2 separate regions of the Homo sapiens genome follow, and region 2 is linked to region 1. Evidence: chromatin contacts called from ENCODE Hi-C data. All regions are on one chromosome and are shown on one strand. Each heading gives the region's core, a stretch centred on a gene start or an enhancer-like site at or near the end of the contact. The rest is flanking DNA. Distances are from core to core; before and after follow the strand shown.

Region 1 (7,928 bases), core at 1,891-4,390:
AAAAAGACGTGTGTGTGTCTACTAGGCATATGAAAAGATACTCAAAGAATTCATGATTAAGGAAACATAGATTAAAACAAGATGCCATTTTACACTATCACATTGAGAAAGATTCATAATAACCAATGTTGGTACAAACAAAAGGAAACAGATACTTTCACATCCTGGAGAGAATATAAATTGGTAGATTTGTTTGAGGTATTATTTGGCAACATCTAGTTTGATTTTAAATGTGCATACCGTTTGACCCAGTAATTTTTATAAACTAATGCTACAAATCCCACAAGTCTTATATACGTAAGTGTTCACTAATATATTGCCCAGCATTGTTTGCACTAGCAAAAAAAAAAAAAAAAAGGTAATGACCTAAATGTCCCCCACTAGGGAACCAATAATTTATACAATGGATTACTCTAAAATGGTTCAAAAAATGAAGAAGAGTTACATGCACTTCAGTGGATCCTGCAACACAAATATAATCCCATTGGCTATTTCAAGTACATACATATATGAATATATGTTTGTATATATACACTACCAAGAGGAAACAACCATTATCTCTGAGGCATGTGAACTGGTAGCGTGGATGATAGAGAACAGAAGACTTTTTATTTTATTTATAACATTTCCCCTATTTTTATTATATAACCTTAAAATATATAGTATTCACATTTACCGGTTTTCTCCATGCTATAAAATTCTCCCCTATTAAAGGTTTGTAAAAAAATTCATGTTTTCATCTAATACCTATTAAAGGTTTGCAAGAAAAAAATTCATGTTTTTGTCTAATACCTATTAAAGATTTTTTAAAAATTCATGTTTTCTATATATACTTAACTACTGTCTGGAATAATTTCTACAACTAGTATTATTTTCATGACAAAAACTTAACAAAGGATTTTTAACTTAAGGGTGAAATGCTCCATAAATACACCATACTGGGTAAAAAGCACTATATAAGTTGTACTATTATCCATACCATAAAAGTGTACATTATTGCCAGAATCAGTTACTCAGCAATTTCTTCAGTGCTGAAAAAGGGAGATGAGTTAAACTAAAACCTAAGTAGGAAATAATAAGATGTTTTCAGGCATTCACAAATAACAGACCTCCCAGCACAGTGACTGTTAACTTGGAATGGCCATCAGAATCACCTATCCCGACATATATTTTGAAAAACAACTCCCCCTCCAAATGTACCAATAGACAAATTAAAAATATTGCCTGAAGCATTTAGGGGGTGATGTGTCATAATGTTTGCAACATACTGTCAATTGAGTCAGATATGTGTGTAAGAGAGACAGAGTATGTACAGATAAATACCATGCATCTTTATATAGTTGAAACAAATGTGATTTTTCAAAAAGGTTCATAATAGTGGAATCTAGATGAAGCATTCTTTCAATTTTCTTATACATTTGAAAATCTTCATATACAGAAATTGAAAAAAGATCACTTCAAGTATATTTAAAGTATTTTAAGTATATTTTTCAATAACACATCCTGGTATTCTTCAATATTCAATACTGTGACATTAAGGGAGTAAAGTAAGATTTTTGGTAACAAAGCATATTTTTGTTAAGATTAGCTATCTTTATTCTCACTTTGAAAATATCTTTACCAGCCTGGGCAACATAGGCAGATCTTATCTCTACAAAAATTCAAAAATTAGCCTGGCATGTTGGTTCACACCTGTAGTCCTAGCTACTCAGGAGACTCAGATGGGAGGACTGCTTGATATATAAATCAAATACATATGAAATTGAGGATTTCATTAGTAAAATGCCAAAAACAACCCAAAATTCCTCTTTATTCCCCATCCAAGTTCATTTCAGTTTTGTCATGAGGGTCATGAGGGTCTGTGAGGCTTGTGGAAATTACGTGTAATGTATATTTGTGGCATAAATACTGCTGAGTGAAAATGAAATTGGTTTATTTAGGTTTTCTGAATTGTTTGTTTTTATATCATTTCTTTTAACCATTCCAGATACATACCAAGAATGTTATAAATAATATTCTCAGAAGCTAAAAAATAACTCACTGAGAAACCCTTAATGTGTTAGATAAATTAGAATACTTAAGCAGAGCAAAACACTACATCCAAGAACATACATTCTTTTAAGGAACAATCTTTTCCCCAGAACAAAGATTAATTTGCCCAGTGGGAAGATTATGGAAACACTATTCCAGCACAAATAACCTCATAAAGGTCCCACCATAAGGCCTACCACAGCACCCAGCACACAGTGAAGGTTCTGAATGTATGAATATCCTCTGCATAAAGCATTCTAGGAAATAATTACATCCTCCTTCCAATTCCTGAGCACTTTATGACACACAAGGCATTAGTCATATTCTACCTTATAATATGGCTGTGTACTTGTCTCATAGCCTCAATTTATAAATTAGTAAAAACAGCATTATACAGAGAGCCAAGAGACAGGTGTCCATACTGTCATAAATGAGCTCTAGTCTTTTTCATCTTGGAATTATTTCATTTTACGAAATTTGTCATATGTAAAATACCTCAGTTTTAAAATAGCCTAATATAGGTTAATGGTTAGCCTGTATTAGGTTATTCAAAAATATTCAGAATACTCTCCCTCTCTTTTGTCCATCTGAAATGTATCTATCATAGATGTAAAACCTTTTGCAAATTTTTCTCATAAGATACATTTGACAAATTGTATACATCCTCAAAGAACAGAATTCTAGCCTGTGAGGGGAAAAGAAGAAAGCCATAGTAAAGATGATACTAAATGCAACACAGTGGCCTGGACTGAAGGATCTTGAAACAGAAAAAGTACAACTGATGAAATCCAAATAAAGTGTATAGTCCATTAATAGCATTGCACTAATGTTAATTTCTAATTTTTTGAAACCATGGTTATGTAACATTTTAGTATTAGAGGACACTGGGTGAAGGGTATACAGGAACTCCATCTTTGCAACTTGTCTGTAAATCTAAAATTATAACAAAATGTAAAGTTTTAAAGATGACAACTGCAATAATTAGATCTGTTGAGTATATGTCTAGACAACACTCAAACAAGGAGTGAGGAGGGGTAGGAAAAGGAAAACAGCCAGACACGTGATTCAAGCTTCTCAAAGTTGTGATTAATCTTCCTGCCTGTTCTCAGGGCAGTTGGCGCTCAGGGTTCTATTTGGCTCGTTCAAAGCTCTACAGAATGCAACTTTTTTTTCCCCCTTAAAACCTCAAAGGAAATGACTTCCTTTTCCCTAAGTTTTCTTTTCTTTCTTGTAACACAAAGCAACTAGCACTGACAGTGCAAGTTATAAAAGATGCAACTGCTCAGGTTCCAGGGATAAAAGAAGAACTCTGAACTGTTTTACAATTCTACCAAATAAAGCATCTCCTATTTGGTGGGGGGGGGGGGGGGGGGGGAGCAGAGAAACCAGAGGAACCAGAATCAGTAGCTACTTATTTCATCTATAGTATTTAGTAAAGTTCATCTATATGGATTTAGTAAAGTTCATCTATATGCTAAAGAAGTCAACAGCAATCAACTCTATAGAACGTTTGTTGTAATCTTCTCTTCTCCATATTATTAGTCTGTGCTATTCTAGTGTTATTACTCTCAGGTGTCTCAACTCACCTGCCAAAAAATTCTTAGCCCCTCCAGCTTTCCTAAGAGACACAGGAAAATCATTTAACTCAGATAACAGAAGGAGGCACTCAGTCTCTCTCAAAGAAACATTTCTGCTTGTCAGTTGCTTGCTGTGAAAATTAATTACAAAGAATAGGAAAAATCAGATCAAATTTCTTATGCAATATGTTAGTGCAGTATGCATCCTTAATTTGGACTAAAAAAGTTGAAATTTAAAAAATACTTCAAGAAAAATTCTGTCTACTGTCAAGGACAAAATATTACTGATACTTATTACTGGATGTTTCATTAAATAGTCCATTGAGTCGGGTGCAGTGGCTCATGCCCGTAATCCCAGTGACTCTGGAGGCTGAGGCAGAATGATCATTTGAGGCCAGGAGTTTGAGACCAGCCTGGGCAACATACCAAGACCCCCGCCTCAACAAAAAAATTTTAAAAAGTAGCTAGTTGTGGTGGCACAGGCCTGCAGTCCCAGCTACTCAGAAAGCTGAGACAGGAGGATCCACTGAGCCTATGAGTTTGAAGCTGAAGGGAGTTATTATCACACCACTGTACTCCAGCCTGGGCGATGAAAAAGACTTTGTCTAAAAAAAAAAAAAAAACCAAAAAACCACCAACAAACGAACACTCCATTGAATAAGAAATTGATAACAGTAACACCCTGTTTTGGAAAAGTGTTATGTGAGAGTGGGAAAACAAGTACTCTCAATACTGTTGACAGAGATTTAAATTAGCACTACCTAGTCCTAGAAGAAAATTTGGCATTTTTAACCATTCTCCTCTGCAAAATGCAGGCAGATCTTATGTTGTGCTTAGCTTTATGGTGCTTCACAGATACTGCATTTTGTACAAACTGAAAAGCTGTGACACCTCTGTGGAGCATGTCTCTATCAGCACCATTTTTCCAACAGCATGTGCTCACTTTGTCTGTGTGTCACATTTTGGTAACTCTTCAATATTTCATACTTTTTCTTTACTATATCTGTTACAGTGATCTGTAATCAGTAATCTTTGATTTTACTATTTTAGAATTACAATAGTGTAAATTCTAAAATAAAATAGTAAAATCAAAGATTTGTTGATGGGAGTACCATCAACCTTGCCCACAGACGATAGTAAAGAGTGTTCAAGTGAAAGGAAGAGTCACGTTTCTCTCACTTTAAACAAAAAGCTGGAAATGATTAAATTTAGTGAGAAAGGCACATCAAAAGCCAAGACAGGTAGAAAGCTAATCCTCATGCACCAAAAGTCAAGTTCTGAATGCAAAGGAAAAGTTCTTGAAGAATATTACAAGTGCTACTCCAGTGAACACACAAATGAATAACATTGCTGATATGGAGAAAGTTTGAGTGGTCTGAATAGAAGATCAAACCAGCCACAACATTCCCTTAATTAAGCCAAAAGCCTAATCCACAGCAAGGCCCCAACTCTCTTCAATTCTATGAAGGCTAAGAGGTGAGGAAGCTGAAGAAAATTTGACTCTAGCAGAAGTTGGTTCATGAGGTTAAAGCTGTTGCCATAACATAAAAGTTTACATGAAGCAACAAGTGCCGATGTAGAAGCTGCAGCAAGTTATCCAGAAGATCTAAGATCACTGATGGTGGCTACACCAAACAACAGATTTTTGGTGTAGATAAAACAACCTTCTGGAAGAATATGCCATCTAGGCCTTTCATAGCCAGAGAAGGTTAAGTCAATATCTGGCTTTAAAGCTTCAAAAGACAGGCTGACTCTTTTGCTAGTGTCTAATGCAACTGGTGACTGTAAGTTAAAGTCAATGCTCATTGGCCATTCCAAAAATCCAAGAGCCCTTAAGAATTATTCCAAATTTATTCTGCCTGTGTTCTATAAATGGAACAATAAAGCCCAGAAGACATCACATCTGTTTACAGCATGGTTTACTAAATATTTTAACCCCATCTTTGAGACCTACTGGTCTGAAAAAAAGATTCCTTTCAAAATACTACTGCTCCTTGACATGGTACCTAGTTATCCAAGAGCTCTGATGGAGACATAGAAGAAAATTAATGTTGTTTTCATGCCTGCTAACACAACATCTATTCTCCAGCCCCATGGATCAAGGAGTAATTTTGACTATCAAGTCTTAGTATTTAAGAAATACATTTCATAAGGCTGTCAGACAGTGATTCCTCTGATGGATCTGGATGAAGTAAACTGAGAACCTTCTGGAAAGGTCTCACCATTCTAGATGCCATTAAGAACATACATGATTCATGGGAGGTAGAAATATTAACATTGACAAGGTGTTTGGAAGAAGTTTATTCCAACCCTCATGGATAACTTTGAGGGGTTTAAGACTTCAGTGGAGGAAATCCCACAGATGTGGTGAAAACAAAAAGAGAACTAGAATTGGAAGTAGAGCCTGAAGATGTGACTGGATTGCTGTAATCTCATGACACAACTTGAAAAGATGAGGAGTTGCTTCTTATGGGTGAGCAGAGAGAGTGATTTCCTGAGATCCAATTTGCTCCTGGCGAAGACGCTGTGAACACTGTTGAAATGACAACAAAAGATCTAGAATATTACATCAACTTAGCTGACAAAGCAGTAACAGGATTTGAGACAGCTGACTCTAATTTTGAAAGAAGTTTTACTGTGGGTAAAACGCTATCAAGCAGCATTACACGTACAGATAAATCTTTCATGAAAAGAAGAGTCAATTGATGCTGCAAACTTCATTGTTGTCTTATTTTAAGAAATTGCCACAGCCACCTCAACCTTCAACAGTCACCCCCTGGTCTGTCAACAACACTTAGGCAAGACCCTTCACCAGCAAAAAAATGACAACTCGCCGAAGGTTCAGATAATCCTTGGCATATTTTTAAGCAATAATGTATTTTTTAATTAAGGTATATACATTGTATTTTTAGACACAATGGTACCGCACACTTAACAGACTACAGCATAATGTAAATATAACTTTTATATGCACTGGAAAACCACAAAATTTGTGACTCATTTTATTGCAATATTCGCTTTATCGCAGTGATCTGGAACCAAACTTGCAATATCTCCAAGGTACGCCTGTACTCTCTTTCCCTGGCTCTTTTTTCGTCTTCATTTTACAACTCTGTCTTCCTTTGCTGATTTCTAAATGCTGTTTAGGCCTTGGAATTCTGTCCAAGGCCATTTTCTTTTTAATGAGATAAACTTTCTTCCCAGAAGATCTACATGCTGATAACTTGCAAGTAAATTTTACCCCAGATTTCTCTCCTGAACATTCCTCTTCGACACTCTGAATTCATGTTCTCCAATCTCAAAGATACCTTCAAAATTGTTCAACAATCCTACCATCCCTTGATAGTTCACTTTTCCACTTACCAAAAGTAAGAATAGCATGTCACATTTGGGGGATCTCCCTCAAACCTTAAATATCCTCTTCACCTCCTCTTTCACTCTCAACAGAACACACTCACTTTGTCCTCTAAGGAGATTACATAAATCATAAAAGATGAACCTCAACTTTTCCCATGAACTGTTTATCCCTTCCTCCATGATTTATCCCTTCATCCTTCATCCTTTATCCCTTCATCCTTGCCTCCTTCCTTCCTGCTCTGAGGATAATCCTTTAACACATGTGCTTTCTGGACCACAATCCTATTTTGTATTCCAGGAACCCTGCATTATCTACCCATTTCTCATTCTCATATTTATATTCTCTCTCAATATAAAGATTCACTCAGTATTTGTAAAATGAGTATTTATCAAAGAAGATAATCCAACAAGTCTATTTTTAGGAATTTATACAAAATACTAGTACAAATATTTAACTACAAGAGTATTCACCCTACTGTTTTCTAAATAGCTAAAACCTGGAAATGACTTACATAACCAGTAAGAGGTAAATGATTAAACTGTAACACATATGATCTACTGCAGAGCTATTAAAAAGCCACTTACCCCCAACCCATGGAAACACTCATAATTTAAAGTGAAAATAGGAGACTTGAAAACAGTATGAATTCTATGAGCCCATTTTTGTAATCAAAGTAGTATTTAAAACTCCAAATATATTTTGGTTACTAAAATGTTCTACAGACAGGGGTGATGGAATTACCAATGGCTGTATTTTCTTTTTACTTATCTATAATTTCTGATTTAGACAAATAAATCAGAACAGCTGAACAAAAAGATTTTTAAATTAAAACATGGTCTTATTTGGAAAGAGAAAAGGGTTTTGAGATTCCGTAAAGTTTTCCAGTGTCTTTGAGTTCTGATAAAACCTATCCTCATGTTGGCATCTTTACATATAGTAGCCAAAAACTGGGAAGAGCCTAG
Region 2 (7,928 bases), core at 3,968-6,467, 810 kb before region 1:
CTGGTGACAAAAAGTGGTCATTTCATGTGCCAACCTTGGTTCATCGGAGGTGACTTCCTGGCGCAAAGACAACCCAGATTTTAGCTGCAGGTGGATGGAGCAGCTTTATTTAAGGAGATTTAAGGAGCAGGGGAAGCTGGCATGATCCTTGGGGCGAGCAGGGTGGGTGGGACTGCGCTGCTGAACAGTGAGTAGGACAGAGACATGGAGGAACATTCATGAGCGTGGGCTGAGAGCTCAAAAATAAGGGAGCAAAAGCAAGAGATGTAAAGAAATTACTGTTCCAGAGAAGCAGCAGAAGGAAAAGAAACATGGGTATGAATGGACACTGGAGATATAAAAGCTGCAGCAGAGTTCACCAAAGGAAAAAGGACAGAAGGGAGGAAGGGTGACAGCAGTGCATCCAGCAAATGATCAAGAACACTGGTTCCGTGACAGGCATCTGCTGTGCTGGGCCACAGCTATGAGGGGAGGTGTAGAGCCCTGGAATGGGGTGGGACAGAGACAGGAAAAAGGGAAAAACCAAATTTAAATCCCGAGTGCCAGAAAGTGGCCCTTAATAAAACTGGGATCTAGTTGGGTCACAAAGCAAACAAGGCATATGTGGACCAGGTGCAAGAACATGGAGGTACCCATCATCCACAAACCTTTTCCTTACATAATGCTTGCCTGCTCACTGCACGAAGAAATCAATGAGTCAACAAATGAGTGGTTGACACCACAGGCAATTTCCTTACAGCCTGGGAAAGAATGACAGCAATGGCAAGTCTGGGTTCTTATGGTAGCTACAGGAAGCAGTGGATACCACTCTCTAAGAACTAACTAATCTAGTGCTAGCCAAATTTGCTCAATCATAACAGCAGCTGGCATGGTTGCTAAGAATACCAATTCCCAGACTATTCTTTTGGAGATTCAAACTCAGGAGGTCTTGGGTCCAGTGTGGGAATCTGTTATTTCTAGCAAGCAACCCAGGTGACTATGGTGGTCTGGGATTACAGGAGAGAGAGGGCAAATGAGGAAGGGGCGGGTGAGCTGAGACCATCTGAGCATGGATACAGGACCCCTCTCTGAGCACATGAGTGGCAGCCACGTCTGGGGACACTGACCATCATCAACAGGGCCATCCAGGCTGCAGCTGAAAGACCACTTACCATGCAGCGATTTCATTCCTAAGGTGTAAGAAGGCCTCCTCAACGGGAGCGACTTGGGGAGAGAAGGGTACGTGCTACTGAAGAGGACGTCGTTGGGCAGGGCTTGGTCCAGAAGTGACGCCCTGGAGGTGAAAAAGTGCTCCCTCTGGCTATTGTAAATGCTCTCGTCCGACAGTGTTCTGTGCAAGGCCCGCCGTGAGGTGGGGGTGCTGGGGAAAGGAGACTGAGGAGAGGAGAGTGCGTGGAACTGAAAAACAGGATCAAGACAAAAGAAAGTCAATTTTCTGGTTCAGATCCCTGAGACCAAGGTTGGGGGAGGGTGGGATAACCAAGTTACTGCTCCAGACACACCCCTAGCAAGGAAGCTTCAGGGCTCATTGTCTATTTCTACAACCTCAAGGAGCTAACCCAAGAATTCCTGGTCATTATTCCTTAGCCTGGCATGCTGCCTGCAGTCTATCAGTGCTCCCTATGTGATTCAGGTATGTGATTAAGTGGACCTATCAAGATCGTGTGTGGTTAAAAACAAGACTTTAGGATCAGACAAATGTGGGTTTTATTTGAATCCTGTGTCTCTGACCAAATCATACAATCTCTCTGAGTCTAATTCCTCATTTGTACAACGGGAGCACAAAACCTCTCAGGATTACCACAGGGATTAAACAAAACGCTGGACTGAGCACAATGGCAGGTGTCAGTGGCATGATGAAATGGTGTTATGGCCCCTGGGGGAAGAGAGAGCCACAGTGCCAAGAGGGTATCCTGACAAGCTTGTCGGATGATAACATGCTTGCTGGGCAACAAGGGTATTTGATCATCAAAATATTTTAACTCACATAGCAGGTAGCTCTTGATTAACTACTAACTTACACCAACTGAACCTATCGAGGTAGATAAATTTCATGAGTTTTGGAGAAAATTCATTTTTTGAAGATGCATTTCTATTCATGAAATAAGAATAGGGTAGGCTGGGCGCGGTGGCTCATGCCTGTAATCCCAGCACTTTGGGAGGCCGAGGTGGGCAGATCACTTGAGGTCAGGAGTTTGAGACCAGCCTGGCCAACATGGTGAAACCCCGTCTCTACTAAAAATACAAAAATTACCCAGCCGTGGTGGTGCACGCCTGTAATCCCAGCTACTCAGGAGGCTGAGACAGGAGAATCGCTTGAACCTGGGAGGCAGAGGTTGCTGTGAGCCATGACTGCACCACTGCACTCCAGCCTGGGCAAGAGAGTGAGACTCTGTCTCAAAAAATAAAGAAAGAATAGGGAAGTCAGCTTTCTAAATGACAAATAATTATATATTTAAATATACATGACAAATAGTTCCAGATGTATCTCTTATCTTTTGCCTCTGTGACCAAATTTGATTTTACTTGAGATTTTTTCTGCAAATAGCAAGCTTCTGAGTATCTCTTCACTGAGAACAGCAGATACCTTAAAAATAGCAACCTGAAAGGCAACAGAGCATTTGACCCGTGAACAATAAAGTTATCCTTATTCATTTGCTCTTAGGCCACTGTCTGCCTCGATAGGGAAAATGATGTGGAGAACAGGTGAAGATGTGAGGAGGGTGTCACTGCTGGTTGAAAGCCACCCTGGGACTTCCCATGACACTCTGAAGGGGCAGAGAGAGAATGATTTAGCAAATGCTCCATTTAGTGGGCTGATTACAGACCCAGAAATACAGTGGATACACAGGGCCTAGCATGCTTCCGCTCAACAAGCCAGGGGTGAATCAGGTCCAGGCTACCCTCAATGTGGTATGCACAGCTGCTGCATAAATACCAAAAGATTATGAATCAAACACATTGTGAATACACCCAAGATGTGACCAACTGGGTAAAAATTATTCTCACTTTAAAAAAATTCCTGATGAATTAAATCCAAGGTACGTATGTACTTGTCTAGAAACTAAATTGCTGTGATAAATGCTTTGAGAGAGAGAACTTGGAATGAAAGTGATAATTTCCCTTCTCTTTTTGTGGAGAAGAGTGAGCATTAGAGCCATTATATGGCTTGCTAACTGTAATTTTCTTAAAAAATAAAACCAGATTAAAAAATAAAACCAAATAAAACATCTCCACCTGCAAGGTTCTAGGACTATCACATAAGGCTCCTGCCTGCCAGGTCAGATCTCAGATTTCTGTATGAAAAAACTGCTGCTAAATAGTTTTCAGCACCCCTGGTTTTAGTAAAGGGATTTCCTTTTCCAGTATCCCCAGCCTGATGGTTTTACAGGTGTGAAACCCTCCGCCAATTCTAGTTTCAGCCTCTTTGGGAAATGTTAATATGCTTCAAGGCCATGAACAGCTACCTTGAAGAGCTTCTTTAAGCAGGGTGCCCTATGAAAAGTTAAAACACCCTGCAGTGAAGGGAGGCAGGGCAGGAAGCAGAGGAAGCAACCTACCCCGAAGGCGTTCTGCTCATTAAAAGGTAGGAGAACCCAGCCTTGTCCAAGAATGTTGAGATGGCCCCTTGCCCCATCCTCTTTAACTCCAGTCTTAAAGGTGTGCAGAACTAACTGCTTCCCAAGAGCAGCCCCTGCCTGCCTTGCAGGTTGTACCTGGGATTGCCCAGGAGCGCTGCCTGGTGCTGCCAGCCCTTGGGAAAGAATCGCAGTGGAGTGGGATGGCACTGGAAGTGGGATCACACCTGGAAGGGATTTCAGAGGACATTCGAGAAGGGGGCTGGTTCTAACTTGTGCTCCAAGGAGGCCCTAAGGGTTCCTTATAGCACCACTGCTACGGAGAGGTTCAAGTGGGACCCAGGAGTCCAGACCATCCCATCCCTCCCATAAGAGAAACTCTACTGTCTGAATTCTATATAATGGGGTTCCATGTGTGATTTAAAAAAAAAAAAAAAAGGCTTCCTGAGCTTTAAGACTGGTTGGGCACCACTGATCTCCTCTGGTCCTCTATCTCACAGTTGAGGAATGGGGCCTGGAGAGGTGGCGTTTTGTTTCATGCCAGTCTCCTGTTCTCTCATTCTTTTCAGTGCCCCTGGCTATTAGTGACATGTGTCACCTGCACTCACAAGAAACTCTTCCTAAATACTGGAGCCACACGAAGCCACCTCCTTTGGTATATACCTGAGAGCACTGGCACTACTGTCTGTTCACTTGTCAGACTGTATGCCACCCTTGGGGAAAATAACGTTATCCTATCTCTGCTTGCCAGTGAGGTTTCTTAGAGTGCTGTAGCTCTGCCACTGTTCTTGAGGTCCTTGCTCTGCTGACAAATGAGCCTGGGAGTGACCCTGCCACTCAATATTAACAAAAACTCATAGGTAGCACTGGCTATCCAGGAAAATCAATGTGGCACATGAGTGGCTTTGGAGTGTCACAGCCCAAAGCTGGCCATGACACCTAGTATCCTGAAGCCTGAGGCAGTGACTCAGAGCCTTGAGCCAGGAGTGGCCTGGAAGACCTCTCAAGGGCATGCCAGCCTTACTGACACAGCAGAGCCTCCATCATTCAGATGACGACTCTCAGAAGACAAAGGGAGCTACTAAGCTGAACTCATCTGAAACTAAACCTGCTCAAATAAGATGAAACTGGAGAGAGAAAACCTGGGCCTATTCCCAGTTCCTGCTTACAGCCTTCTCACTGTGATGGTTTAGCCAGCAGAAGCACTTTCTTCGCGGAGTCTCACAGTAATACAGTCACAACATAAAGAAAGCACACTCCTGTTTCAAATAGGAATGCTAAAGTAATTCATTTTGGAAATAAAAGCCAAGACCTGGAATAAGGACAAAATCAGACATTTGCCTTCAATTATTTCTACTGCATAAGTAAATCAAAAGAATGAAGGCTCTGAGCTTGCCTCTTGCCAAAAATGTTAAACTAGGAGTTGGAAGAAAAACTCCCTTCAGGGCAGGTTTTATTTCCCTTTAACCTCAAAGGAAAAATCTGAAATAATTTTTATTTTGAACTGGTACTTGAACATTTTAATATACCTCTTTGGGTTTTGATGGATAAAGAAAGAAGTTTCAAGCACTGTCTTTCGCAAGGTTGCTAAGGAAACCATTTGTGCCCTGAATGATGAGTCAGAACTGTTAAGTGCTGGCTTATGAGACGGAAATTACAGAAATCAAGAATGGCTACATCTGTACAATGATTTATTAACATAAATCATGTTAACAAATCATTTATTTCTCGACAAAACTCTAAAGTGGTCCTTGGGGGTACATTCAGTTCCTATGAATGTTGATTTTTTAGGTTTAGGGGGTTTATCTGGCCTATCTGGGGAGATGCATGCACACGCACACACACGCTAGCATGGTGCTAGGGAAGCCTGAGGGCGGCAGCCCCACACAGCTGCTCCACCCGCCATGCCTCTTGCACTCTGATCACAGTCTGAAGCTGGTGTGTGGTTTAGGAAATATTCTAGCTTCCATTTCAATCAATTCAATTCTCAAGGTTCTTCTTAAAGCTTTCTAGTCTCTTCAAATAGACTACAAATCATCCACCTAAGAACCTAGAGAACAGAAGACTTCAAAGTTTGCAGCCATGACCTTTCTGGGGGTGCACTCCCTTCTCCTAGGAGACCCAGAAGACCTCAGACAGAAATACCTATACTCAGAGTGACGTAACTTCAGGCCCAGCTCAATAAACACCCATTCCAATCCCCGGGGGCGTGAGACTCCACACTTTATAGAACAAGAAAGGAGAGAGCCTTAAGTGAGTTTCCAAAGGTCTTACAAGCTGAGACGAGTACACAAACCTTTCCATGTGGTCACATAAAGGTCTGGACAACACAAAAACGTACACACTGGACAGGTATTCAGGACTTGGTGCAGAGAGACTGGGTTTTAGAGAAGACATTTACAGTCTGGAATTCTGAGCATAAAATAGAAGGCTTTATGAAGTCAAGAGAGTTTGGAAAGTTCTGAAGGTGTGTGGGTAGACTTAGATTGCTGGATTGAAGCAGCAGCTGTACATTTACTTTTGGGGGTGTGGCAATGAGAGCGACTGTCTATCAGGCAGTTTCTCTGAGTGAAGAGAATACCATATATGGCCAGTAGGTTTGCCAGACAGGGTCAGGAGCAAATGGGGCCATTTCTGAGAAGACGAGGACCCTCTGGACAGAAGACAGTAAAACCCTTATGGAAAACGTTCTAGCTTTCCATAGGAGCCACAGGTGTCTCTGCACAGTTTCCAAGAAGTCATATCACCTAAGTGATGTTCAGGGAATCATGCACTCTGAGCAGGACACAGCAGAAGAATAAACAGCTGTAGGGGTAGGACCAGGTAATAGAAACCATGACTAATGAGATGTGGCTGCAGGGACAGAGCACTGTCAAACACTGTGGACCAGTTATCAGGGAAATGGGATGATAGCAGGAAGTGAGACTTAGTGAAGAGCAGCCAGTAACCAACACTTTCTGGAAAGTGTGACTATGGTTAATAGCCCCATCATGTCTGGCTTGTTTCTAATTGCCATCTACCCTGAGCTCTGTCTTGTACCTTAAAACTCTTCTGTGATTCAGGAGTTGGGCTTTCAAGATCAATTAGTTTCTTTAGATCTTCTTCAATGGTGGACTTGGAGGTTGGCTTAGGAGATGCCCGGAGGTCTCTGGTTGAGGCACGCAGCCTGGTGTGGGCTATTTCATTGCCATCGCTCTGATGACGCCTGGACAAAAAAGGGAAGAGATGATAGATACCAACTCAACAAGGCTGGCTCAAGGGCATGATGGGCTCTAAAGGATGTAAGTCAATATAAGTCAATAGAGAAATATTATGTGGAGAAACAGATAATTACTTCTGTTTATATGCGAATCTACTCATATAAACGCTTACTGAAGAAACAAAACCAATTTGAAACACAAAATAAAATCTGATGAATAAGTCACTCTTTTAAATAAAGCTATTAGTTTTACTAAGCCAAAATTAGCAACAGATTTACTAAACGACCACAGGGTATACATCCAAAATGCAACCTTTGCACAAACGAAAACAAAATAATTGAATGAATCATTTAATTTTTTGATGTACTACCTTGTCAAAAAGTCCTTTATTTTCAGGGGTACTCACTCACTTTGTAATATTCCCTCTGGTGCCTACTGGCCTAGTTAAGAATTACACAGGAAGGCTGTGATTAATATAATCAAAGGGACTAGTATGGTCTTAGCACCAGAGGGGCAATTATTCTGAAGTGTATCCTTCAAACACACTCTTTTCAAGATCTAAGATTCTCAAATCCTAACATTTTGCAATAAATCTTATTTAAGGAATGAGGCAGAGAAATAATTTAAGAAAATATTACTTAGGAAAAAAAATCATAATCCCACCAACAGACCAACTCCTGCCAACCCCCTAGCCCGGCCTCTTTTGTTGTAAGAGATCACGCCAAGCTTTTCTATTCTCTGTCCTGTTAAAAGCAAGCCACCAGCAAGGGAAGGAAAGTAACTCTTACTTTCTCGTGTCCATAAATCCCACGGAGTTTATGGTTCCTTCGGGTTTTTTCCATCCAATCAGGTACTTGCTAGTAGCGCCCTGGCGAGGGTAAAAACTCCTAGGACCAGAGGAGGAGGAGGAAGAGGAGGAGAAGGATGGTGCGAGCTGTGAGGGGGCAGCTGGATGAAGCTCTTCTTTAGGTGAACTCCGGGCACTGGTGAAAACCACTGGGCTGGCAGAGTGTCGGGAGCTCATGGTACTGAGGAGAAGCAGGGCAAAGACATGTGTATCTCAGGATCATTATGTCAGCTATAAAAGTGCTGTCCGGGGTACGGGTGATGGCTGGGTTGAACAACAGTGAATTTTTCATGAACTATTAAC

The links. Hi-C counts contacts between places; a loop is a spot of excess contacts on that map.
Region 2: a loop to region 1 is called in a map with no recorded cell type, with 4 times the contacts of the local background. The contact joins two enhancer-like sites. A Hi-C loop is called at or near these places in 1 of 37 single-sample maps with no recorded cell type.

The regions. Positions count from the first base shown.
Region 1 is chr14:70,915,188-70,923,115 of GRCh38, reverse strand. All of the region lies in intron 1 of PCNX1 (pecanex 1), which reads right to left. Among named protein-coding and RNA genes, the nearest start is that of PCNX1, 12 kb to the right of the region's middle. Within about 2 kb of position 3,140, at least 5 of the 41 ENCODE cell types and tissues checked have a DNase peak (open chromatin) inside an H3K27ac peak, as active enhancers do.
Region 2 is chr14:71,723,525-71,731,452 of GRCh38, reverse strand. It overlaps SIPA1L1 (signal induced proliferation associated 1 like 1), which reads right to left. Exons shown (of 24, transcript NM_001386936.1): 18 at 7,567-7,806; 19 at 6,618-6,783; 20 at 1,152-1,398. Among named protein-coding and RNA genes, the nearest start is that of RGS6, 200 kb to the left of the region's middle. Within about 2 kb of position 5,217, at least 4 of the 41 ENCODE cell types and tissues checked have a DNase peak (open chromatin) inside an H3K27ac peak, as active enhancers do.